Linked DNA regions of Homo sapiens: region 1 is linked to region 2. A link is an interaction called in ENCODE POLR2A ChIA-PET data of the cell type or tissue named here. Cell type or tissue: A673. All regions are shown on one strand. Each heading gives the region's core, and the rest is flanking DNA. Links, peaks and the distances in the headings are about the cores only.

Evidence for each region. ChIA-PET counts read pairs that join two places held together with the same protein. Peaks named below come from ENCODE experiments on the same cell type or tissue, not always from the same donor. Only the 100,000 strongest peaks of a DNase experiment are listed, where the experiment ranks them.
Region 1: POLR2A ChIA-PET joins it to region 2 with 6 read pairs; 10 of 35 experiments call an interaction of 5 or more read pairs at or near these places.

Annotation. Positions count from the first base shown.
Region 1 is chr15:64,166,268-64,178,620 of GRCh38, forward strand. It overlaps CSNK1G1 (casein kinase 1 gamma 1), which reads right to left. Exons shown (of 12, transcript NM_022048.5): 12 at 1-5,718. The coding sequence ends at 5,664. Among named protein-coding and RNA genes, the nearest start is that of PPIB, 9.4 kb to the left of the region's middle. In A673, for the core only: no CTCF peak of the experiment used is centred there; no DNase peak of the experiment used is centred there.
Region 2 is chr15:64,219,698-64,232,050 of GRCh38, forward strand. The region is part of intron 4 of CSNK1G1 (casein kinase 1 gamma 1); the gene reads right to left. Among named protein-coding and RNA genes, the nearest start is that of PPIB, 63 kb to the left of the region's middle. In A673, for the core only: no CTCF peak of the experiment used is centred there; a DNase peak (open chromatin) is centred at 5,064; H3K4me3 peaks cover 330 bases; H3K27ac peaks cover 1,467 bases.

The DNA.
Region 1 (12,353 bases), core at 217-5,216, 56 kb before region 2:
AGAGCATGTAATACATCCTATGGGAATTGCTGAATCAACATTATTTTCCATTGGGGGGTATATATTTTTGGTTTATCTTTATCTTTTCTGCTGTTATTTTTTTTCTCTGCTTGATAAAATGGGGCTCATTCCTAAAGCCAGCTTGCTGAGACACTAATTTCAGAAGCTCACTTGTCACTTGTTTAACCTCTGAGAATACTCAGGAACACATGGTTCCCAGCAGCTTGGGCTGGGTCTTTATGGAAGTGAAATGCACATAGATGAACACACGCACTCACGTGCGCACACACACCACACACACACACAGACACGCAGTCACACACTTCCATCTGTAAATATATTTCTCCCCAAAGAAATGGCTCATCTTTCCTGAGACATTCCTAATAGACTGATAAGCCTTCTAAAAAAGGCTTTTGGTGCAAGGGCTGGCCTGGGATTTGGTCTGGAGCTCATGAACTGAAAATGTCTCACCTGTACTGAAAGAGGGGTGGGTGGGGACATTCAGAACAGCTGTCCTCTTGTGGGTGTTACTGGAATGGCTGCACCACACCCCCACTTATTACCATGAATAATCCTCTGCTCTGAGACCTTATAGATGGTGATGGCACTGGGAAAGTGATTGTGAGGAGTAAAAGAAGAAAAATAAAAGAAATTCTGTCTACAGAACGGAGGTTTCTTTGTAACATCAGGTTTGGTAATCAAACTAGAAATACAAGGAATACGTGTTCACTTTTTCCCTTGAAAGGTGATTTACAAATACCGGAAGTGGGTTTTCTGGTTGTGTTTTGAGAAAATATGTCAACTACCACTGTGTATTATCCAGGGAACCTACTCACTATTTTGAATACAATGAGAAAACTATTTTTTTGTACTTAGTCACCTGCAAAAGGAGTTAGGAAAAACATTTTTAAGACTGCTTGCTGGACAAAAGACTTTCAAGATTCCTTACTTGTGGCTAAAACATTGCTCAAAAAGGATAAACCCACATAAGGGCCATGGTTGCCTCTTCTTTTTCTTATTCAGAAACAAAATCACCCCCCATACACCAAAAAACAAACTGAAAACCAAAAACAACAACAAAAAAACAAAACCCAAAGCCAAAGGAATCCCAATTTGATTCCTATCAACCCCTCATGGGAAAGACTAGGAGTCTCTGCCATCGACCTCTAGACAGGACTTCCCTGGAGTCTGCAAAAGCAAGAACCCGAGAGATAAGTGCCTGTCACTTACGTGGCCAATTCAGATGGGTTGCCTAATTATCCTGGCTCCCTGAGGGTTTCTGGAATTCATCTGCCCACCATAGGGCAATGGTGGGGATGGTGGCAGTGGCGTGGCAAAGGCAATGTTGGCTGTATGGTGTTGCAGGCTCCCAATCTGAGAAACGAACCTTAATATGGTTCTGACACTGGAGACAATGTTGTTAGGGCAACTCAATGGGAATGGAGAGCTGGTTTAAATGTGAAATGGAAGAGGTGGCTGGAACACAGGAGGCATGTGGGCTTGGGAGATGCATCAAACGAAAGTTCCTCTGAGAAGACGTTTTCTTGGCTGCCATGGAAGTTCTCATTTTTGAGAAATGCAAGCCATGCTTGCTCACTGGGAGGAGGAATGGATTTTATCTTTTACATAAAAAAGTTAAGGCTATAATCTTTAGTAACCACTTTGACGTTACATTATCATTGTTACATATTTCTGGCATTAAAAGTGGTTACTAGCACTGAAAATCAACACTGAATATGCACTACCAGCATATCTTCCCACTGAACTAAGTTTGGAAATTACTTTAGGGGTGATGGTCACCTTTTCTGGCTGATGGACAGGGACTGTTTTCTAAGTACTTGGAGTTCATTTAGAAAAAAGAGACAATCAACATGTCTAGAAACCTCAGGATCTCTGCTGTCATCTGTAGCTCATGCATTCCAATATAAAATGGGATTTTAACTGGAAGCTAATCTTGTACCTTCCTAGACCCTGTTTATTGCTGGACAGGCTCCATAATAGCAGAAGAATGTTAATTAAGGCAGTCATGAGTGCACACTGGCTGTCAGGATACTCTATCCACCCTTGGGGGCAGTCTGGAGTGAGATCTCTGGAAAGCACCAAGGTGCGTAGAGCAACTTGACCAACTCTTACTGCAGAGACACAAGTGATACCCTGGTCAAAAGGGAGTAGGGGGGACCATTTATGCCTTGGTGGAGTCTTGGCCTGTGTGCCTCAAATCTGTTTAGGATGCAATGTCTGAGGGACTGTAGAGCTTGGGAAAACTCCTAATGTATACTATTAAGGGTTTTTATGAATAGATGCTGAGTTAGCTTTCAGGAAAAACAACTGCATCAATCCTAAAGAAAAAGATCGTTAGGCACCATACTTGTGAAATGGAGAAAGCTCAGAAACTACAGAGCAAGTGGATGGGTGGGGACAGTCAGCGAGTGCATGCCCTAACCCCAAGGATCTGGCTGAGGCATACAGCTAAGGAACTGTAGCAGTAGGGTTGAGGAGGGAGCCCTGATTCGCTGATGGGCCTGAAACAAATGGCCAATTGCATCTAGGGTACTCAGGTTTTTTGCTTATTTTTAAGGAAGATCCCACCAGAATCTCCCAGGTCTGGGACCACTTTGAAGTGCCAATGGCTCTGGAGGGATCACCATTACTCTGCATGCTAAAGGGACCTGGGATTCTTTACCCTTGTTATAAAAACCAAATATCTAGTAAGAGATTTGTGAGGTTGGAAGGTGAGAACAGTGTCTTAGGAAGTACAGTCCCCTACAACTGATCCAGTAAAAATTTTAAGACAAAAAAAAAGTCGCAAATCCAGCTGCAAGGCAGCTTGCCCTGCAGCCAAGCTGGTCAGTGCCTTTGCTTTTGTGTGTGTGTGTGTGGAAGCAGGGTGAGGGGCTGAAGAGAGGCACTCAGTAGAGTATAGAGTGCCAGGATGCTCCAGGCATTCCCACCATTTCCCTCTGCCCTTTTTTTTTTTTCTTTTTAGACAGAGTCTCACTCTGTTGCCCAGGCTGGAGTGCAGTGGTGCGATCTCGGCTCACTGCAACTTCTGCCTCCCAGGCTCAAGTGATTCTCCTGCCTCAGCCTCCCGAGTAGCTGGGACTACGGGAGCATGCCACCATGCCCAGCTAATTTTTGTATTTTTTGTAGAGACGGGGTTTCACCATGTTGGCCAGGCTGGTCTCGAACTCTTGACCTCACATGATCCACTTGCCTTGGCCTCCCAAACTGCTGGGATTACAGGCGTGAGCCACTGCACCTGGCCCCCCCTCTGCCCTCTCTTGAGAGGCAAGGCATTTTCTATACAGGGGTGAGGAAAAGTTAAACTTTCTATACAGTAAGTTAGCAATGCCCAAATCCCAACTGAGAAACGATGTAAATTTTAGTGATAGGGCTGTAACCACTAGGTAATGGCAAGGACATAAATCCCAATATTCACAGTCCTTGTGGGGAAGGGGTGTGATATTGTATCTCCCTGCCACTTTATGTTTCATATATAGAAACATTTATAGAAATGACATATTACCATCTTTTCATAAGCTAAGCAGGTTTGATGCCAGTGAAATGATATTCCCTAGCCAAGGTCCAATGGAACAGATGAAGCCCAGTACCTCTGATCCATGTTAATGTTATTTCTGCTCTGTGTAAGGTACATCAAGGGAATTTTTCAAGAAATGGCAACTATCAGAAAATATCCCCACACCCTCCAGTACAAAAGACAGCCCTGCACCTCAAACCAGAGGTGAAGACTTCTATGGTCCACAAACCATCAGACTAAGTCACCCACCAGCCACTGTGCTCCATGGTTAGCTCTCTACTCCCAGATACAAGACCTCTTTCCTGATGTAAATGACCCTTTCTCTTCTGTCACCGCTGGAATGAGGAGTCATTGTTTGGTTAAGCCACTAAACTCAAATGAAAATTGGGCATGAGAAGAGTAACTCCACACATGAAAGACTTGTCAAACAGTGAATGAGGAACCAGATCCTTCACAGTAGTACCTCATATGAAAACACCATGGGGGGAGGCCTAGGGCATACTGGGAAAAACATGCTTAGAGGCACGGCCACCTTTCTGGAAGGAGTCCAATTGAGAAGATAATTTCAGACCTTTCATTCCAGTCTCCTTTTCCCTGGAATGTTCCAGCACCAAACAATCTTTCCCTCCTTTTAAATGCGGCCCCATATACTGCATCCTAAGCCTACTGCTATGGACCTGCTGGGAGAAGATCTTCATAAGCTTGGTTTCTGATAAGGCAGGCCAGCCCAAATGCTACAGCTCAGCTATTGGGGCAGATAGGATACACCGATTTTCTTTTCCTGGCCCTATAATGCCACACCCTGAGGTCCCTCTGGCAGGTGGAAGGCAGGTTCACTGTCCTCTTTTTTTCCACTAATGGCAATATGGTGGTGGCTGTTTCATCACTAATTTTTCCCCCAAGTCACCAGGACGTCACATGGCTATCTAGTTGGAAGTCCCTGGCAGCATGGGAAACAATTTCAATTTTTTTTTGTTAAGCATCTCCTTCTCTGGGATGAGCTGTTTCCTGGTCACAGTCTGGCTCGGCTGGCTCATCTCATGTTCTGGAGAGCTAGGTTTTCAAACTGTAAGCTGATTAGGTCAAGATGCTCTGGTAGGGACATTCTTCAGCTGCTGAGAAGATGAATGAAAATTCAAGTATGTTTTCTTGCCAACCTGAGTGTTCACTCAGAATGACACCGAGTTTGGCTTCTCTTCTGGGTGCTGCAGATCAAACTCTTTCCACTGAGAATGTCCTCTGGACCCATGTTCTCTCTGAATGGCTTGGCCGGCCCCATCCCCCTCAAAACAGGTAAAAGTAAAACCCCCAATATAACCAGACACAATATGCATCTGCCATGTTTTTGTTTTTGTTTTTTTTAAAAAAACTAAAAGTGCAACAAAGTCAGTTTTCTTTCCTTTGCTTAGAACAATTTTCATTGTCCTACTACCTGGAGAAAAGAGTTTGTCAAAAAAGCTAAGAACGCCAACACACAGGGACAGTAGACTGCAGATTGCTCACAGCTTGTGTCCTACAGTGTAACTTCACAGGAGGGAGGGAAGAAGGAACCTGAACCCCAAGGCCAGCTGGGATGAATGCTGCACAGGCACAGAGGAAGAGGAAACCATACTGCCAGGCACACCTGGGATACGGAGAAGGTTCTTCTCCAGCCCAGGTCTGCCATTTTCCTCCTACCTTCTTGGCCTTACCCCCAGCCTCTTGATCTCCTTCTGCAGACAAAGCCTTTAGCTCACTAGGTTTTATGCTGGAGAGGGTTGAGGGTGGGGTAAAAACCAGGAGTAAACTAAGGGGAAGAAGGAGAATAGCAGTCCTTGAGTTTTTGTGAATGACACCTTCACTGTAAACAATGGGAAGGAGAGTCAACCAGGCAGCCCTATGGGCAAGCAGTGGAGGAACAGCAGCTCTGGGACCTGCTCAGAGCCTTAGGCAGGCGGAGATGGCCAATGACCCACTAGGCCCTGGCTGCCCGCACTGGCCCCTTCTGGGGGCATCTGTTTTCTTCTTTTTGGTTTGGATATCCACCCTCCCCCAAAGAGGAGTCCCTTCCAATGAGAAATGGCAGGAGCTGCAGGTACAATTGAGTCAGAGTCCCCAGGGCCTGAGGACTCCTGGGAGGCACTGGTCACTTGTGGCGCTGAGCAGTCTTCTTCCTTTTCCTCTTAAAGAAACAGCAGCACCTGGAGCACAAGGAACATTGCAAGTCAGTGCGGGAGGCCTGCAGCTTCCAGCAGACTTCTGCCTGCTTCTGCTTACTGCAGGGGTGGAATTTTCCCCCTAGCACCCACCCATAGGGACCACCCACCATCTACAGTGCACGCACTGGAGGCAGTGGGCAGTGTCTGCCAGAAAAGCCAAAGGAAATAGCTGCTTGATTTCAATCTGCAGTCATCCTACCTAATTATCAAGATGGTGCAGGCTAGGCAGGGCTGAAATAGGCATTACTGGAAGGAGGGTGAAGAAGGCTCATAGTTTAGCACCCAACCCAGATGCCTCACCTTATCAAGAGTCATGACTGGGGGTCCTCAGGGCTGCATAAAAATAGTCTACATTGTCTACTCCTTGATACTGAGGGCACAATTATTTAATTCAACTCACTGGCCAGAGGGCAGGGAGGCTAAAATAAGGCAAACAAATCCCATGATAAGTATGATGTCTGGAACTCTAGGAGGATCTCAGGATGTTACCAATGAAGGATTAAGGATTCTCTCCATCCCCCTCTCTGTCCTCACCCACCGAAGTAGGCAGGAGAGGCCCTGACTCTAATAATGACGGTGAGCCACATCTCCTGACATCAGTACAGCTCCCCTTTTCATTTGCAGGGGACCACTGTCACAGCCCAAGAGCTGACCATCAGGATGCTCTCACTCCCCAGTTTAGGGAGTGAGATACAGGGCACTCCCCAATTTAGCTTCCTGAGACTGCTGCTGTGCCAGATGGGGTTTATGAACTGGCCTTGTTTAGGATGGAGGTGGGATTGGCTCCTTTATGAGTCCTCCAAGTTCTGCTTCCTGGGGACTAGCCACAGTTCTGGCACATCCCAAAGTCTGAGTATCCCCCATCCTCACTCCTGTCTTTAGAACAGGAAGTATCACTCTTGCTCAGGCAGTCCAGAAGCAGGTGATGAGTGCTGTGGCAAGGTGTACAAGATATGTCCTTTCTGGGGAGCTGACACATGGGGAATGAGAATGAAAGGGACAGAAGGTGGTGGATGAGTCAAAGATGCCGGATGATGGAGGGCAGTAAAGTTGGAAGCATAGCTCAGACTTGCTAGATCCTTGAAAGAAAACTTTTCTGAAAAAACTATCTTTGAGTCTCTTGCCTAATTATTGCAGGTGTAAAGCCAGCAATATTCATATGGAAATAAAGACTATTACTTACTTCCCATACCCCTAGGTATTCCATTGTAGCCAAGATTCCCTCTCTTTTTAGTTAGACTCTTTGGCATTCCTACATCCAATGGACTAGTTATAAAAAACTGGAGAAAGTTTCTAAGAATGCAGAAACATTTACACAGACCATGATGGGCTTTAATCATATCTGAATGAATCAAACATGAAAATTTTAGAAATAGGACTTTCTTAAGAGGGTCTTTGGAAAGATTTTCTCTGAAAGTATCAATGACATTTGTGAGGTACTATTAATGGGTGCAAATATAATCACTAAGCAAAGTGTCATATGTATTTGGAAACTAAATTCTTTTAAATAAAAGTGACCAACATTTTTGATTGTTAAAAATAATCCTCAGTGGAAACCCTGGATAAGAATTCAAGAACAAATGGTGTTTTTTGGTGTTTTTCTTTCTTTTCTTTTCTTTTTTTTTTTTTTTTTTTTTGAGACTGAGTCTCACTCTGTCGCTCAGGCTGGAGTGCAATGGCGCCATCTCTGCTCACTGCAACCTCCACCTACAGGGCTCAAGTGATTCTCCTGCCTCAGCCTCCTGAGTAGCTGGTGCCCACCAGCACACCCGGCTAATTTTTGTATTTTTAGTAGAGACGGGGTTTCACCATGTTGGCCGGGCTGGTCTGGAACTCCTGACCTCAAATGATCCACCTGCCTCGGCCTCCCAAAGTGCTGGGATTACAGGTGTAAGCCACTATGCCTGGCCCAAATAGTGTTTTTCTATACGTAATGCTTTAGAAATGGACATTTTCCAAGTTGAATGTCCTGAAATTAACAATAAAAGAGGCAAATTAAATCTCTATTTCAATAGACTTACCTCTTTTCTTCTGAATCATGATTTTCACAGGTATTACTAACTTTTAAGTCAACTTCTATTCTTAATCTTTTTGGAGGATGCTAAGATGATGATTTTGTGTTTTTAAGAAAGCAATAAAAAAAGTTTACAATACTGTTTAGGTCCATTTCAAATTGTACAATGACTTCTCTTTTACCTCCTCCAAGGCAAGCCATAAGAATTAATGCCTGCTTACAAGCATATCATAACTGGATGTGCAATGCTGAACCCACCTAACTAAAAGGAAGTGTGAGTTATGGTTCAAAGGAGTTGGAATATTTCAAATTTAGAGCCCTGGATTTATCTTTGCTAGTTATTGTAGTTAAAGCTTCAGCAGTGGCAAAGGCTTTTAATGATTCTACCTACAAGAAAGCAGGCCCCACAATCTGTTCTTCAACTCTTTGGTGTCTGTGGTGACTACTAGCAACAGGATCTATTAAACTGGGTCAGACTCTAGACCAAGTCCACTGATTGACTTTCAGATGTGTTCCTCTCAGAAGAGAATGAAGGCAGGTGGTGGACACCTCATGGCTTAGGTTTCCTTTCAGTTGATTCTTTGACTGTTTAGATGACAAGAAGTTCTCAACATGCTGGAGTCAAAATCGATCCAAATCTCCCTACTCTCAAAGCCATCTAGTGCTCTTACCCCAGGCCTCTGACCCACTACCTTTTCCATATGGCATTCTTACTATGTCCTGGCCCTCTCTCTTCAGCTATTCCCTTGCTATGTTCCTTTTCTCTGCCATATGTGTACATTCTTCCTTTCTTCTAATACTTAACTCAAGTCCTACAGTGTTTACAAGGACTTCTTTGACCATCCTGTCCATGGTGACCTCTTGGCCCCTCAGCCTCTCAAGGGCAGTAATCTCAATGTCCTGCAGAACTCCTTATCCTTTCATGTGTATGTCTGATCTCTTCAGCTAGATGGTACCCAAGCTCTTTGGGGCAAATTTTGTAACCCCACCCCCCACCCCACTAGAGTTCCAAGCACAGGGTTGGATAAGCATATAGCAGGCCCTCAAGTATCTGCAGTAAGGATCATGTGACTGACACCTCACAGGAAAAAATAGACCACCACAATGTCGGATTACACAGACACATGTTTGCAAAACAAATAGCCAAAGGTATTCTTTGATCCCCTAAGACTATAAATCTGACCTCCACAAAACCCAGTTGTTTTCTTTAATACATTCCTGTCCCTGAGGAAGCCCCTGTAGGCAATCTGGCTTAGATAGTTAGGGTTCAGAAACCAGTGCCCAACCCAGTCACTGAAGACAAATAGAAACATGGCAGTCATGAAACTAGCAGGCTGTTACCTCCATATAGAGCATGACTTTATGCGTGCGGACAATGTGGGAGAGTTAAAATTCCAGACTGCAACAGACCAACAAGTTCAGGAGTACCTGGAAGGTCACAGGCAAGAGAGCAGGGGAAGGGGCTATGTCTTGTAGCAAGAATGTTCCTCACCACACATGGATTCTTGAGGGCTTCTCCTTCCATAAACTCCATGTTATTCCTAAAAATACATTCCAGGAACCTTTTCCAGGAGTGGAAAAGACAGGCTCCAATATATCAATTAGCTGAGTCAGTCCTTGGCCTACTAAACTCTCACATAGGAATAAAGAAAAAGACAATAAACAAAAACAAAACAACTCTCAAAACAACAACAACAAAACATCCACCTCTCCCTGAAGGAGCTCCCCCTTTTTTGAGGTTGCTACTCTACAGAGGGAAGAGCCAGCTGAATCAAAAAGTCAGATTTTCCCAAAGCAGCCAATTTCCAGGTTAGAGACCACATTGCAGAATGTGAGATTATCCAGCAACAACTCACTATCCTTGCGGCTGTGAGTAAACACAACTGCTACATAAAAACTGATACAGTAATCTTGCCCTTTTACTTCTGTCCCTCTCCATATCTGGTTGTATTAATTTGGGAGAAAATTTACTCAGCTAAAAATAGATAATTTTGGATACTGTGGGATACTGTTATGGCAGGAGGAGACAGCGATAAGATGGGTTTGAAAGAAGGAATAGATTAATTCCTGGGTACAGGCCTGCCCCATCCCCACCTTATGGATCTAGATCCCCAGTCAGGGTGGTTATGGCACAAGGAGTCCTATGGAAGCTATTTAATGTTCCTAAGGCATTTTGTTTGGCTTTGCCAGTCCCAGCCTAGTCTGGTCCACTCCCCTTGCAATGGACTGGAGAGAGGGACTCACCACAGGTTGAGCATTTTCAGGCAGCTACAGAGTATATAAAGAGAAAAACACAGAAAGGAAGAGAGAGAAAGAGAGAGATATTAGTCCACAGAGGTGAAATGGAAGCGACTCCCTGTGAGCCATGCAAACATGCAGTATGTGTCTGTGTTTAGTTTCTTCTTCTGTCAAGGTAGGCTGAGTAGGCCCAGGCCACTTGGTCCCCACGTTAAAGTGGAGGGTTCGGACAGGAGCCTGACAGAAGCATCAAGGTGGGAGCTGGATCTCAGGGGTAAGGCAAAACAGAAAGAGTTGGTAGGAGCTCCAGGGTGGGCTTTCCTGGGCAACTTCTAGGAAGGCAGCAGGGGAAAGAGCAAATGACCCTGCCTGTAAGAACTCAATCAAGCACCAGGGGTGAACCATTTTGGTTCCCATATGAAGTCTTACTGTGCAATATTAAGCTAGCCTCTCAAATATTCTGAGGGAAAAAGAAAGTCCCTAGCCTTTGTGCAAGTCCAACATGCCTGATCAAAGCAGCTAGCAGTTAGCTCTTCCTCTAGAGAGGGAGAAAAGGTTTAAGCGACACTTACTTTATCTTATTAGAAGATGAATCAGAGGAAGGAGGGTCACTGCTCTGTATTAAGGTATAACTACCAGAGAAGGACCTAAATTCTACTCTTGTTAATGCTCAGGAGAAATGAGGTTCACATTTGTTAAATTATAGCTAAAGTCTGGATAACCAAAAATTCCTGTATTCTTACTGTAACAAAAATCAACCAAAAAGCTGCCTGCCCTCACCACCCTTTAAACCATAAACAAGGACATATGTCCTGGAGCTAGAGAAAAAGGGAATTCACATGTTCGTTTTGTACACAGAACAAAACCTAAGACCCTGTTATTTCTTTCCACCTTTACACTAAACAAGCTGGGTGAGGAACCCAAAATCAAAAGCCTGAAAGTGAAGGTTTCACATGGTCTCCCCAGTACTGAGGTGTGTCTCAATATAAGCATCATCCCCTTCTACCCCACAAGCAGGCTGCATGAACAAATGGCATCACAGCTGCGTGCAATGAGGGGCTGTTTGGAACACCTCGTGCTTCTCTAGCTGTGACTTCTTCCCATGAAAATGATCAACCAGGTGGACACAGGGCTACCCTTTCCTTGCCCCCACACGCAAAGGCCAAGAAAAATAACACATGGCTGGGCCCTGACAGTTCTCTGGGCAAGATGGATTGATAGCCCATGAAATCACTAAATGCCCTAAGCCATGAGCTTCGGGATGACATCTGGTCAAATATAATTTCTCCCCTATGCTTTCTACATCTTTTAGAAGGTCCAAACCTGAAGCTGGTGGCAAAGAGGCACATTTGTCCTTTTTGCTAAATGACAAGACTTTAAACTCTCCTTACATTCTAGAGGTTAGATTATACCAATACAGAATACACCAGATTGAAATCTCTGTGTGAATGAGCCCATATCTTACACACAGAACACAAATACCACACTCACATACACAATTAGTATACACATTTACCAAAATGAGATGAGATGAATGGGTTCAAAAGATAAACCTGTATAGGGCATAACATAAAACTAAAGCCCATTTGATTACTGCATTCAAAGTATACTATTAAATCCAAAGCTAAACTTCTAGCCTTCAAAGTAATAGCCACAAAGGTGAATTGAGAATGGGGTGGGAGCTGGGAACAGGTACGGCCATCCTTCAAGCTCTGACAATGTTTGAATCAGACCACGCTTGGTACAGTGGTTCTCAACATTGGCTACATGTTAGAATGACCTGAACTTTTAAAATTCCTGATGCTCGGGCCACATTTCAATAAATTAAATCAGAATGCCTGAGGCCAGACTCAGACATTTGTATTTTCTACCATGCCCCAAATGACTCCAAAGTGCAGCCAGTTGAGAGCCCAGAGGGTGGGAGTAACATATTGTTTATTTAAGATAATGTAATTTTGTATGGAAATCGAAAAACTGTGAGTACCATTAATATCTCCAAAGTCCCTGAGAATAGGAGCATGTTTCCTTATTAAAATGGCCTTTTCCTGGCATAACCAGCATAACCCTCACCCCCTTATATATCAGTGCCTTATACAAGCTGGGAGAAGAGCTCTGAAGCTGCCTACAGTTAGCAGGGGCTCAACAAAAGACAGTCAAGTCATCCTCATTTACTTTTGATGTATTGGGTAGGAATCCTCAAGCCCTGGTTTTCCAAGCAAAAATTTTCTTTTTTTTTTTTTTTTTTGAGATGGAGTCTCGCTCTGTCGCCAGGATGGAGTGCGGTGGCACAATCTCGACTCACCACAACCCCTGCCTCCTGGGTTCAAGCGATTCTCCTGCCTCAGCCTCCTGAGTAGCTGGGACT
Region 2 (12,353 bases), core at 2,496-7,495:
GATCCTCCTGCTTTGACCTCCCAAGTGCTAAGATTACAGGGATGCCTCTCCCCTTCTTTTTTTCTTTTTCTTTTCTTTTCTTTTTTTTTTTTTTTGAGACAGAGTCTCGCTCTGTTGCCAGGCTGGAGTGCAGTGGCACGATCTCAGCTCAATGCAACCTCCACCTCCTGAGTTCAAGTGATTCTCGTGCCTCGGCCTCCCAAGTAGCTGGGATTACAGGCACGTACCACCACACCTAGCTAATTTTTAAATTTTTAGTAGAGATGGGATTTCGCCATGTTGGCCAGGATAGTCTCGATCTCCTGACCTCGTGATCTGCCTGCCTTGGCCTCTCAAAGTGCTGGCATTACAGGTGTGAGCCACCACGCCCAGCCTCCCCTTCTTTTAAAATAACATAACTTTTTTTTTTTTTTTTGAGACAGAGTCTTGCTCTGTTGCTCAGGCCGGAATGCAGTGGCGTGGTCTCAGCTCACTGCAACCTCCGCCTCTTGGGTTCAAGCCATTGTCCTGCCTCAGCCTCCTGAGTAGCTGAGATTACAGGCACCTGCCACCATGCCTGGATAATTTTTGTATTTTTAGTAAAGACGAAGCTTCATCTTGCTGGTCAGGCTGGTCTTGAACTCCTGACCTCAAGTGATCCACCCAACTCAGCCTCCCAAAGTGCTGGTATTATAGGCATGAGCCACCATGCCTGGCCCAGAACTTCTAATTGTTGCAAATAGCAACTTGCCCAGTTATAACTCCAGTCTCCCTTGACAATTAGGAAAGACCAATGAGATGGAAGCAGAAATGAGTGTATAACTCTTTTTTTTTTTTTTATTCAGAGTCTTGCTCTGCTGCCCAGGCTGGAGTGCAGTTGCATGATCTTAGATCAGTGCAACCTCCGCCTCCTGGGTTCAAGCTTTTCTCTTGCCTCAGCCTCCTGAGTAGCTGGGACTACAGACTCAGCTAATTTTGTTTTTAGTTTTACTCTTGCCTCAGCCTCCTGAGTAGCTGGGACTACAGACTATGGCTAATTTTTTTTTTGTTTGTTTTTGGTAGAGATGAGATTTCACCATGTTGGCCAGGCTGGTCTCAAACTCCTGGCCTCAAGTGATCTGCCTGCCTTGGCCTCCCAAAGTGCTGGGATTACAGGCATGAGCCTCCGTGCCTGGCCACTGAGTGTATAATTCTAAAAAAATTCTTTCAAGAGAGATGGCTAGAATGAAAGGTCCAGAAGCCATCTAGAATCACCAGACATCTTGACGATGTAAAGTAGTGCCAAGAATAGATGGAGCAAAAAACAGAACCTAAGTCCCTGATGGCTGTGGAGTAACCATGCTAATGTTGGACTTTTCTTCTCTCTGGATTTTTTTTATCAAAAAGAAAAATCAATCTCCACCTTGACTGAGCTACTTGTATTTGGATTTTTAAAAAGCAGCCAACTCTAATCCTAATTAATAAACATATTACTCCATTCGTTGGTTAAATTGCAAATCTGGGCATAATATCCTCTTTCTAAAGTACAAGCTAAAAGTCAGGCTTGCTTAGAAATATAATATTGGCATAATTTCCTACACTTGTTGCCAATACTTAAGGTTCAGTTTAAATGAGACAACTGATCTTGTTCTTAATAATCCTTAGTATCAAATCTAGATTATCTTTTGCCAGAAGTTTCCATGTTTACAATGAAGTCACAAAAGGATTTTGAGTAATATCTACAATTTCTAACTATAATGTCACCCATTACTCCTACCTAGGAACTTGGAAGAATTAAGAGTTCCTGCTCGCTGCATTATTGGTTTTATTAAGTACCCTGAGACCTCACAACACACTGGCAGGCTTTGGGATGCTCAAAGCAACTTCTAGACCACTGAGTGGTTTTGAAGCATTTCTAGGAGAGGGTCAAGGTCCGAGATACCAGTGTAGAAAAAGCTCAAGTCAGAGTCTTAGATCTAGTATTTGCTTCTGCTTTCAACTCTGGCACATTCCTTAGCCTCTCTGGGTTAGCTTATTCATCTGTAAAGAGGAGGGGGTTTACACAATGAGATACCATCTCACGCCAGTCAGAATGGTGATTATTAAAAAGTCAGGAAACAACAGATGCTGGAGAGGCTATGGAGAAATAGGAACACTTTTACACTGTTGGTAGGAATGTAAATTAGTTCAACCATTGTGGAAGACAGTATGGTGATTCCTTAAGGATATAGAACCAGAAATACCACTTGACCCAGCAATCCCATTACTGAGTATATACCCAAAGGAATATAAATCATTCTACTATAAAGACACATGCACATGTATGTTTACTGCAGCACTATTTACAATAGCAAAGACATGGAACCAACCCAAATGCCCATCAATGATAGACTGGATAAAGAAAATATGGTACATACACACCATGGAATACTATGCAGCCATAAAAAGGAACAAGATCATGTCCTTTGCAGGGACATGAATGAAGCTGGAAGCCATCATCCTCAGCAAACTAACACAGGAACAGAAAACCAAACACCACATGTTCTCACTCATAAGTGGGAGTTGAACATTGAGAACACATGGACACAGAGAGGGGAACAACACACACCAGGGCCTGTTGGTGGATGGGGGGTCGGGGGAGGGAACTTAGAAGACGGGTCAATAGGTGTAGCACACCACCATGGCACACATGTACCTACGTAACAAACCTGCACATTCTGCACATGTATCCCGTTTTTTTTCTCCTTAGAAGAAATAAAGAAATAACAACAACAACACCACCAAAAAAAAAAAAAAAAAAAAAAGAGGAGGGGGTTTAGACTGGTTCCTTTCAAAATCCAAATTCTTATGGCCAGGATTTCCTTCTAGCTACCTTCTGGGTTCCTCTTTGTAAAGCCACAGAACTATGAATGAAACTCACCTCCATATTTTATGAAATAACGTGTGGCACCAATTCAAATATAAGCTGGTAGTGAAACTCAACTGGAAGTGTATCTATCAGAAATATCTTTAAAACTTAAAAAAAAAAAAAAACCCAAAATGAGATGCAGTGACTTCACCTCCTACCTACTGAGTCAGAATTTCTAGGAGTGGAAGCAAACATTGCTCCACAAGTGATTCTGATGTGTAACCTCAGCTGAAAAACACTATATCTAGAGAGTAGAAATAAAGGGTTTTGCTTTGTTTTATGATTAATATAAGGATTCAGAATACAGTGACAGGTCTCTTTCAGAAGTTATTTCAGATCAAAACAACTGGACTCAATACCTTTTGAAGGAAAGAATTTTAAGGCAAGTTAAAAAGATTTCTCTGTTTAAAGTTTCTTAGTTATTTTCTTACAGAAAATATACCTTTGAGCATAAAAGTTTCTTTGGGAGATGTAGCTGTAATTTATTAGAACTATCTGTACAGAAAGCTCCCCATGCAAGTTCTACTCTGAGCCTGGTTTTTCGCAGGAGTGCCCATAAAGTGGTCTGTGCTGGTGGTAAAAGACACAAACACAAGCACACTAAGAAAGTCTGTCTCTTTGGTCAGAGATTACCACACAGTAACGGCTTATCAGCTGGGCTGCATTTAAATGAAAAAAAAAATCCTGTATATTTCATTCTTCTTTTGCAGAGCCATCTCTAATCCACTGCTTAAGAAATTTTAAATTAATCAACATTATGCTATGAAATCCTTTAATGAGGCTGGGGAGAAGGGCAGATCCTTAAGTGCAACATAAGGTACACATGCGGTAAACAGGTACTTTCTATAAATAATTATGAGGGAATGGAAAGGAAGTGGGAGACTCAGGCAAGGAAGATATGTGCTGGATTCTTTGATCAATGGTATATTGGAAACTAAGGTATTAATAGTTTTATAATCTCTCATCTGCTCTGGAAATAATGTGCTAATGAGGTCTCCCCTTCCTAAATTGGTAAACTGCATAGAAACCTGGAAACTAAAGAAGTGACTACTGAATTTTACTTTTCTGAAGGATTTCCAATAGATTTCATTATATTTCCTTTAACTACAGGTTAAATCTCTTATAAACCAAACTGCAAGGTTACATATACAGTACATATGTTATCTTGTATATTTTTCTTAGTACTATGAAAGAGCCTTTCCATCATCAATAACATGATGTTATAAACCCTGCCAGACATATGGCTCACACGTACATCAAGCTGCACAGAATAGGCAATGAATGTAGAACACTAGAGCTAATTTTCAGTCTGTATGAAGTTTAACTTGAGTCAAATACACCAATTCAAGGAAAATGGCTTCTTTTATCATCCAAGCTGTTATCTAAAAACAATCTACAACACATTATGAACCCTAACTACTCTAAGTAGAGATATTTTAAAATGCACATCAGGTTGAGAACTGAAATAGAACCACCTCAAAGGTTTTGGTAATTTGATCCTATTATTGCCTAATAATTAGTCTTTCATTCTTTTTTAAAAACTAAATTACCTAACTATGAAGGACAACAACCTTGGCAAGCCCATTCTTTTGCTTTGTTTATATAGTTTATTTTTTAATGTTTAAAGAAAATAGAATAATTTTTCTCCCAAATTAAATTAATTCTCTTCTCAGCCCCATCAATAGTAATAGTTTCTAGCACAACTACTAAATGCTCTGTAATGTTTCTGAGGGATCAGGCAATTATTATTATAATACATGGGCAATTATCATTAAAGAAAATAATATTAAACATGTACCCTTAGCAAGAAATCAGAAATAGGCAGATAAATGAGATGTTATTCCATTGTAAGTAACGAAAGGGAAAAATGGAAGCATAGCCTTTAAAACTCTGAGAATAAACCCATGAAACAATGCATTATTACAAAGATATGAGATAATACGTAGTATATCTTTTTTAAAAAAGAACAAACAATCCCTCTCATGTCTCTGACTCTGAAAAATGTCTCTTTGCAACATGAACCAGTTAAACATATGAATTTACTCAAAATGCTGGTTTAATAACAAAAACAGCTAGGCCCAGAATTAAGAAAACAGGATTACTTTGTCTGTCCTGTAATGAAAAATGTTTTACAATCATCTTGTTTAAAGGCCTCCTGGGAACTGGAATACTGCCAAACATAGGCTGCTAACACGAGCTCAAATTTGTATGGTGGGGGAAGAGGCAGTGAGGAAAGGCAAAAGAAGAGGAATAATTTCACATTTCCGAGCCACAGACATTGAGCTTTAACAGTGTCTCTATTACATACACATAATTATGAATGCCTTGAGCCTTAAAGCAGGCTTAACATTTTATTTACCCAAAAGGAGTCAGAAAAGAAAGCCCAAGACAGGACAGAGGACAGATTTCTTCTATAGTAGATAGAATCCAAAATACACTTTTCTTTTTTTTTTTTTTTTTTTGGAGACAGAGTCTTGCTCTGTTGCCCAGGCTGGAGTACAGTGGTGCAATTTTGGGTCACTGCAACCTCTACCTCCTGGGTTCAAGCGATTATCTTGCCTCAGCCACCCGAGTGGCTGGGATTACAGGCATGCACCACCATGCCTGGCTAATTTTTGCATTTTTAGTAGAGCTGGGGTTTCACCATGTTAGCCAGGCTGGTCTCAAACTCCTGGCCTCAAGTGGTCCACCTGCCTCTGAGGCAGGAGAATAGGGTCTGGAAACAGTAAACCTAAGGCCAACCTATGGCTGCCTTCTTGGAATTGGACTAAGAGGAAAACCCCACCTGTCCACAACCAAGTCATAACAGGCCAAAGGCCCATCCCTCTCCGAACCTCCCCTCCCCTATGTCAGGAATGGGAATGTCTGGTTTTGGTCCATTCTGGGACCTTCATCTGCATATATGCCATAGGTGAGATGCCTCTGATTGGTCCTGGGCAGAATCTTGATTCTGACTGGTCCTGGACAGAATCCTGCCTCTGATTGGCCTAGGGCAGAATCCTTCATTTACATAGGGCATAACCTATCAGAAGCCCCTAAAGGTACTTAGATGTGTTACCATGATCTTTTGTTGTTGTTGTTGAACAGAGTTTCACTCGTGTCGCCCAGGCTGGAGTGCAATGGCGTGATCTCGGCTCACTGCAACCTCTGCCTCCCAAGTTCAACTGATTCTCCTGCCTCAGCCTCCCAAGTAACTGGGATTACGGGTGCCTGTCACCACATCCAGCTGATTTTTATATTTTTAGTAGAGTCGGGGTTTCGCTATGTTGGCCAGGCTGATCTTGAACTCCTGACCTCAGGTGATCCACCTGCCTCGGCCTCCCGAAGTGCTGGGATTACAGGCGTGAGACACTGCTCCCGGCTTACCATATTCTTTTAATTCAATAAAAACCCCAAGGAACATTACAATCAGGGCTCTTGAGCCACCCGCTCAAGCCCGCTCCCACTCTGTGGAGTGTACTTTCACTTCAACAAATCTATGCCTTCGTCTTCCATTGCTTTGTGCGTTTTGTTCAATTCTTTGCTCAAGGCACCAAGAACTTGGACAACTCACAGTCAAGACTTTCCATCTGGTAACACCTTGGCCACCCAAAGTGCTGGGCACGTAAGCCACTGTGCCTGGCCCAAAATAAAAACAGGTAAAAGTGTGTTGTGTATTGGAGGTGGGTAGGGGCAGAGGAGTAAAGTCCTTTCCCTTTCCAAAAAGACTAACTCGGCTGGGTGTGGTGGCTCACGCCTGTAATCCCAGCACTTTGGGAGGCCAAGGTGTATGGATCACGAGGTCAGGAGATCAAGACCATCTTGGTCAACATGGAGAAACCCCGTCTCTACTAAAATACAAAAAATTAGCTGGGCGTGGTGGTGCACGCCTGTAGTCCCAGACTAGGGAGGCTGAGGCAGGGGAATCGCTTGAACCCAAGAGGTGGAGGCTGCAGTGAGCCAAGATCGCAACACTGTACTCCAGCCCAGTGACAGAGCAAGATTCCGTCTCAAAACAAACAAACAAACAAACAAACAAACCAAAAAAAAAAAAGGAGACTAACTCAGCTCAGCTCAGTTACTAACAGACTAACTTTACTCAGATGGTAAATTCATGAGATTAAAAAATCCAGTATTTGACATTTTTCCACCTTCCTTAGTACTGTAGTTCCTGTGATTTAAGATAAAAAGATGGATTATCTACTGAATTTCAAAATCTGCCTCAAAACCTAAGAAAATACACCTGATTCTTCTTAAAATCCACCTGAACAATTAACAACTAAAAAGTCAAGAAGGTTCTAGCAAGCAGCTAGAAGGAATGAAAAGGAAAAAATGAGGTTACCCAAAGTACAGTGATCCCCTTCCTGACAATCGTGCCCCAGTCCCATTACACTTTCTTTATCCATGTGTCTGTCTTCCCTACTAACAGAAGGCTATTTGAAGACAGCAACTACTGTGTGTTAATTTTTTGTATGTCAGCACCTAGCACTGGTCCAAGCATATGGTAGATATGGTTAAAATAAGTACTAAGTAAATTAATAACTACAACTCAGTGCGATGGCACTTGAGTTTTCCATTTGGAATGCCTAATGCTTTCCTCAAAATGCTGAAATACACACAATACATACAGAGCAAAGCAAATTCAGTGGATTTAAAATGTGCACGAATACTAACACAATTGATTTTTCTGAGTTCTTGCTTACATTTCATGGGAATACTTTTAAAAGACAGTTCTGCTGGGCAAGCCACAAGTATGAATACTCCAAGTAAATTCAGAGTTGCAATATTTCTACATTGACTTCTGTGTATTTTAAATCTTCCATGATGATTGTAAATGATATCTACAGTTTATCTTGCTGTTCCCATATGTAGGTAAACAACTATGCAGAATTACTTATTTCAGTTAACAGCACTGAAAACTACACACAAACAAATGTCTTCTCCTCTCTCAAAACAGCACCTGCCCATCCAAACAGATTAAATGACCAAAAAAATGAGACATCTAAATCATCTAATATGAAAGGAAGTCCAGTAACTTCTTCCTACCCTTATCTTCTCCCTCTCAATTTATAAACAAATTCTTTATTTTGGTCCCATTTAACTTGGAAATACACGGTCTTTTCTTCACCTAAGTAGTCTTTTCCTACCACACTTGAATCTCATGGTCATCCTGTAAGGAAAAACAGGGGAAGTACTAAAGACCCCATTTTACAGATGAAATAAAAACCCTGAGAAATATTGTGTGAAATCTCCTAGGTTCCCAAATAATACAACCAAATCTCTCAATTCCAGATTCACTGTTCTCTTCTCTACACTAAGCTGCCTACATTCTCTTACTCTCAATGTTCTTTTTCATCTGTGTTGTTGCCAAAATTATTCTCCATGCTCCCCAACCCAACTCTTCCAAACCCTATGTCCTGCCCTTTTGGTTAACATTTTCTTTTTCCACCAATTCTTTATCACCTTTCCAGTACATAAATCCCCCACTATGCTCCACAGGCAGCTTGATTTGTCCTACTCACCCTTTTGGCTTCCCTTATTTTTAATTTTTAAGAAATTTTCTTGCCCTCTCCCCCATTATTTTAAAATCAGCTCCACAAACACTATCTTTTCACCTTTCCTGTCCACCTCTCTGTGGTTCTCAAGCCTTGTCAATTCCAGTCCCTGGTCTTGAACAGGAACCACCTGGGGCATTACTTTTTTAAATTATAAAAGTGATAAACAGACAGATATAGCATGGATATCTATATTACCCATTTTTAGACAACCAAACATAACAGCAAACCAAAAGCAGTAAAAAGCATATAAAGAAAAGGTATTCACACCCGGGCACGGTGGCTCACGCCTGTAATCCCAGCACTGTGAGAGGCCGAGGCAGGTGGATCACGAGGTCAGGAGCTCCAGACCATCCTGGTGAAACCCCGTCTCACTAAAATACAAAGAATTAGCTGGGCGTGGTGGCGCACGCCTGTATTCCCAGCTACTGGGGAGGCTGAGGCAGGGGAATCACTTGAACCCCAGAGGCGGAGGTTGCAGTGAGCCAAGATCATGCCACTGTACTCCAGCCTGGCAACACAGCAAGACTCCGTCTCAAAAAAAGAAAAGAAAAAGAAAAAGTATTCACAACCACAAAGGCACATGATTAAGAACAGTGTACTGCAACTTCATTTTTAATTTAATACTATAGCATGGGCCAGACATGGTGGCTCACGCCCATAATCCGAACAGTCTGGGAGGCCAAGGCAGGTGGATTGCTTGTGCTCAGAAGTTCAACACCAGCCTGGGCAACATGGTGAAACCCCTGTCTCTACCACAACTACAAAAAATTAGCCAGGTGTGGTGGTGTGTGTTTGTGGTCCCAGCTACTTGGGAGGCTGAGACAAGAGGATCACTTGAGCTTCAGAGGCAGCAGTTGGCAGTAAGCTGAGATCATACCGCTGTACACCAGCCTGGGCGACAGAGTGAGACTCTGTCTCAAAAAAAAAAAAAAAAAAAAGAAAAAGAAAAATACTACAGAGTGGATATTTTTTCTTATCAACATATAGACCTACCTTATTCATTTTAATAGCTACATATTAATAGTAGTATAATAGTATTCCACCATGTAACATATCTGTTTAACTTTCCCCCTACTGATGGGCATTCATGCTGTTTCCATGTGTTAATTAGAAATATATATTATAGTGAACACCTATTGCTTTTGCCTGGTCTGCATCCTTTTGTTCCTTCTGATAACACCACCTTATTCTTACAGTGGAAAGTACCATTTCCCCAGTGTTACTTCATGTGGTTAAAGTGGGGGCAACCCATCTCCCACTGACATCCCGAGGATGCCACAAGCCCAATTACTCAGAATACTCTATCTGCCTGCCTGGGAAAACTGGCTCAGGAATGGGTGCCATGTCTCTCATGTAACAAGAGTCAACTCTAGGACTTTTGTGGAACTATAGAGAAGGAGGAGTATTCTCTCTCTTTCTCTCTCTCTTTCTCTCTCTCTCTCTCTCTCTCTCCCTGATCGCTAAACTGAAAGCAGCTCAGCCTGGAGTTGCCAGGGACCACCACATGGAGAAAGCCTATTTGAGAATGAAGCTAATGCAGAGAAAGAAGAGGTGAGAAAAAAAGAGAGGCAAATGTATCACATACCTATGGACCAAGGACATTATTAGTCCTGTATCTGGATGGCTTGAAGTGAGAATGCTTTTGACTTCTCAGTTCTGTGAGCCAAGAAATTCTCCTCTCCCTCTCTCAAGTGAGCTTGAACTGGGATTCTACTCTTGGCAAATAAAAGCATCTAGACAAATAGGCATGCAATACTACAAAAAAAAATCCTTAAGCCTATATTTTTGGGCATGTTTGTAAATTTTTTTTTTTTTTTTTTTTTTTTTTTTTTTTTTTTTAAGACAGAATCTCACTCTGTCGCCCAGGCTGGAGGGCAGTGGCGCGACCTCGGCTCACTGTAACTTCCACCTCCCGGGTTCAAGGGATTCTCCTGTCTCAGCCTCTGGAGTAGCTGGGATTACAAGCATGCGCCACCGTGCCCGGCTAATTTTTATATTTTTAGTAGAGACAGGGTTTTACCATGTTGGCCAGGCAGATCACCTGACGCGCTGGGCCTCCCAAAGTGCTTGGATTATAGGCGTGAGCCACCATGCCCTGCCCGGTAAACATATCTTGAATGTTAATTCCTTAAACAGGAAATGCTGAGTCAAATGCTTGCATAGTTAATATTTTAGTATATAGTGCCAAATTGCCAGTTTTGGTTTTTTTTTTTTAAGTCAGGGTCTCACTCTATCACCCAGGCTATAGTGCAGTGGCACAAACCATGGCTCACTGCAGCCTTGACTTCCCAGGCTCAAGCAATATTCCCACCTCAGCCTCCCGAGTGGCTGGGACTTACAGACGTGTGACACCACGCCTGGCTAATTTTTAATTTTTTGTTGAGACAGGGTCCCACTAGGTTGCCCAGGTTGGTCCTGAAGTCCTGGGCTCGAGCAGTTCTCCCACCTCATCCTTCCCAAACTGCCAGAGTTCTAAATCTTCTTTGGTCCCTATTCTGACTCTAGGCTTGGGCCTATTTTCAACATTTAGCACGACAGTCCCCATTACTTGAGTACTCAGGTCTGTGAGGGTATTTAAAAATAAAATGGCAGCCGGGTGCAGTGGCTCACGCCTGTAATCCCACCACTTTGGGAGGCCAAGGTGGGTGGATCACTAGGTCAGAAGATTGAGACCATCCTGGCTAACACGGTGAAACCCCGTCTCTACTAAAAAATACAAAAAAATTAGCCAGGCGTGGTGGTGGGTGACTGTAGTCCCAACTACTCAGGAGGCTGAGGCAGGAGAATGGCATGAACCCAGGAGGCAGAGGTTGCAGTGAGCCGAGATTGTGCCACTGCACTCCAGCCTGGGTGACAGAGCGAGAATCCGTCTCAAAAAAATAAATAAATAAATAATAAAATAAAATAAAATTGCAGGTTATATTCCTTTTAGAACATTAATTAAGCCTGGGCATGGTGGCTCACACCTGTAATCTCAGCACTTTGGGAGGCTGAGGCAGGAGGATTGCTTGAGGCCAAAAGTTCGAGACTAGCCTGGGCAACATAGGGAGACCCCATGTTTACAAAAAATAAAAAAATTAGTTGAGCGTGTGATGTATGCCTGTGGTCCCAGCTACTCAGGAAGCTGGGGTAGGAGAATCTCTTGAGCCCAGGAGGTTGAGGCTGCAGTGAGCTGTGATGACACCACTGCACTTCAGCCTAGGTGACAGAGCAAAACCTCATCTCCAAATATATATATATTATATATATATTTATATTTTATATTTATATAAACATATATATATTTGGAGATGAGGTCTTGCTCATATATGTATATGTATATATATATTAGGATATATATATATATACACACACACATATACATATATATATTAGGTGCTGTGCCTATCTTGTTCACTACTGTATCCCTAAGACTTAGCTTAGAATAGTACTTAACCCAAGTGGGATGCTCAAGAATATCTCTTTAATAAATGCATGAACAGAGACATAGCAGCCTCTGGGACTTGGTTTATTTTTTGTACTTGGAAAGCTTTCCTTACTCTTCCATTTTTATATGTTCAAATAAATCATAGTCGTTTTTTAAAGCTCAGCCCCATACATGCCACTCTCTCTATAAAACCTTTTCTCTTTCTCAAAATTAGAAACCATTTTTTCTTTCAGAACTTCCTCATTTTATATGCATTTTAAAAATATATATAACATTCTACTGTTTTAGCTTGTGTTACAGTTACTTACCATTATTGTCCTACCATTAACCTCACTGTCCTAACATGAACATACTGTAAGCTCAGTAAATATTACATTTTCCTTCCAATGACACTCTAGTGTACTGAAGGGCAGAGATCATCTTATTTATAATTCTTTGGCCCTCAAATTACCCAGCATAGTGGTAGCTATAAACACAGTGATGTGTAGTGTTTTGTTAGTGAAAACTTCATCTCCTTGCATTA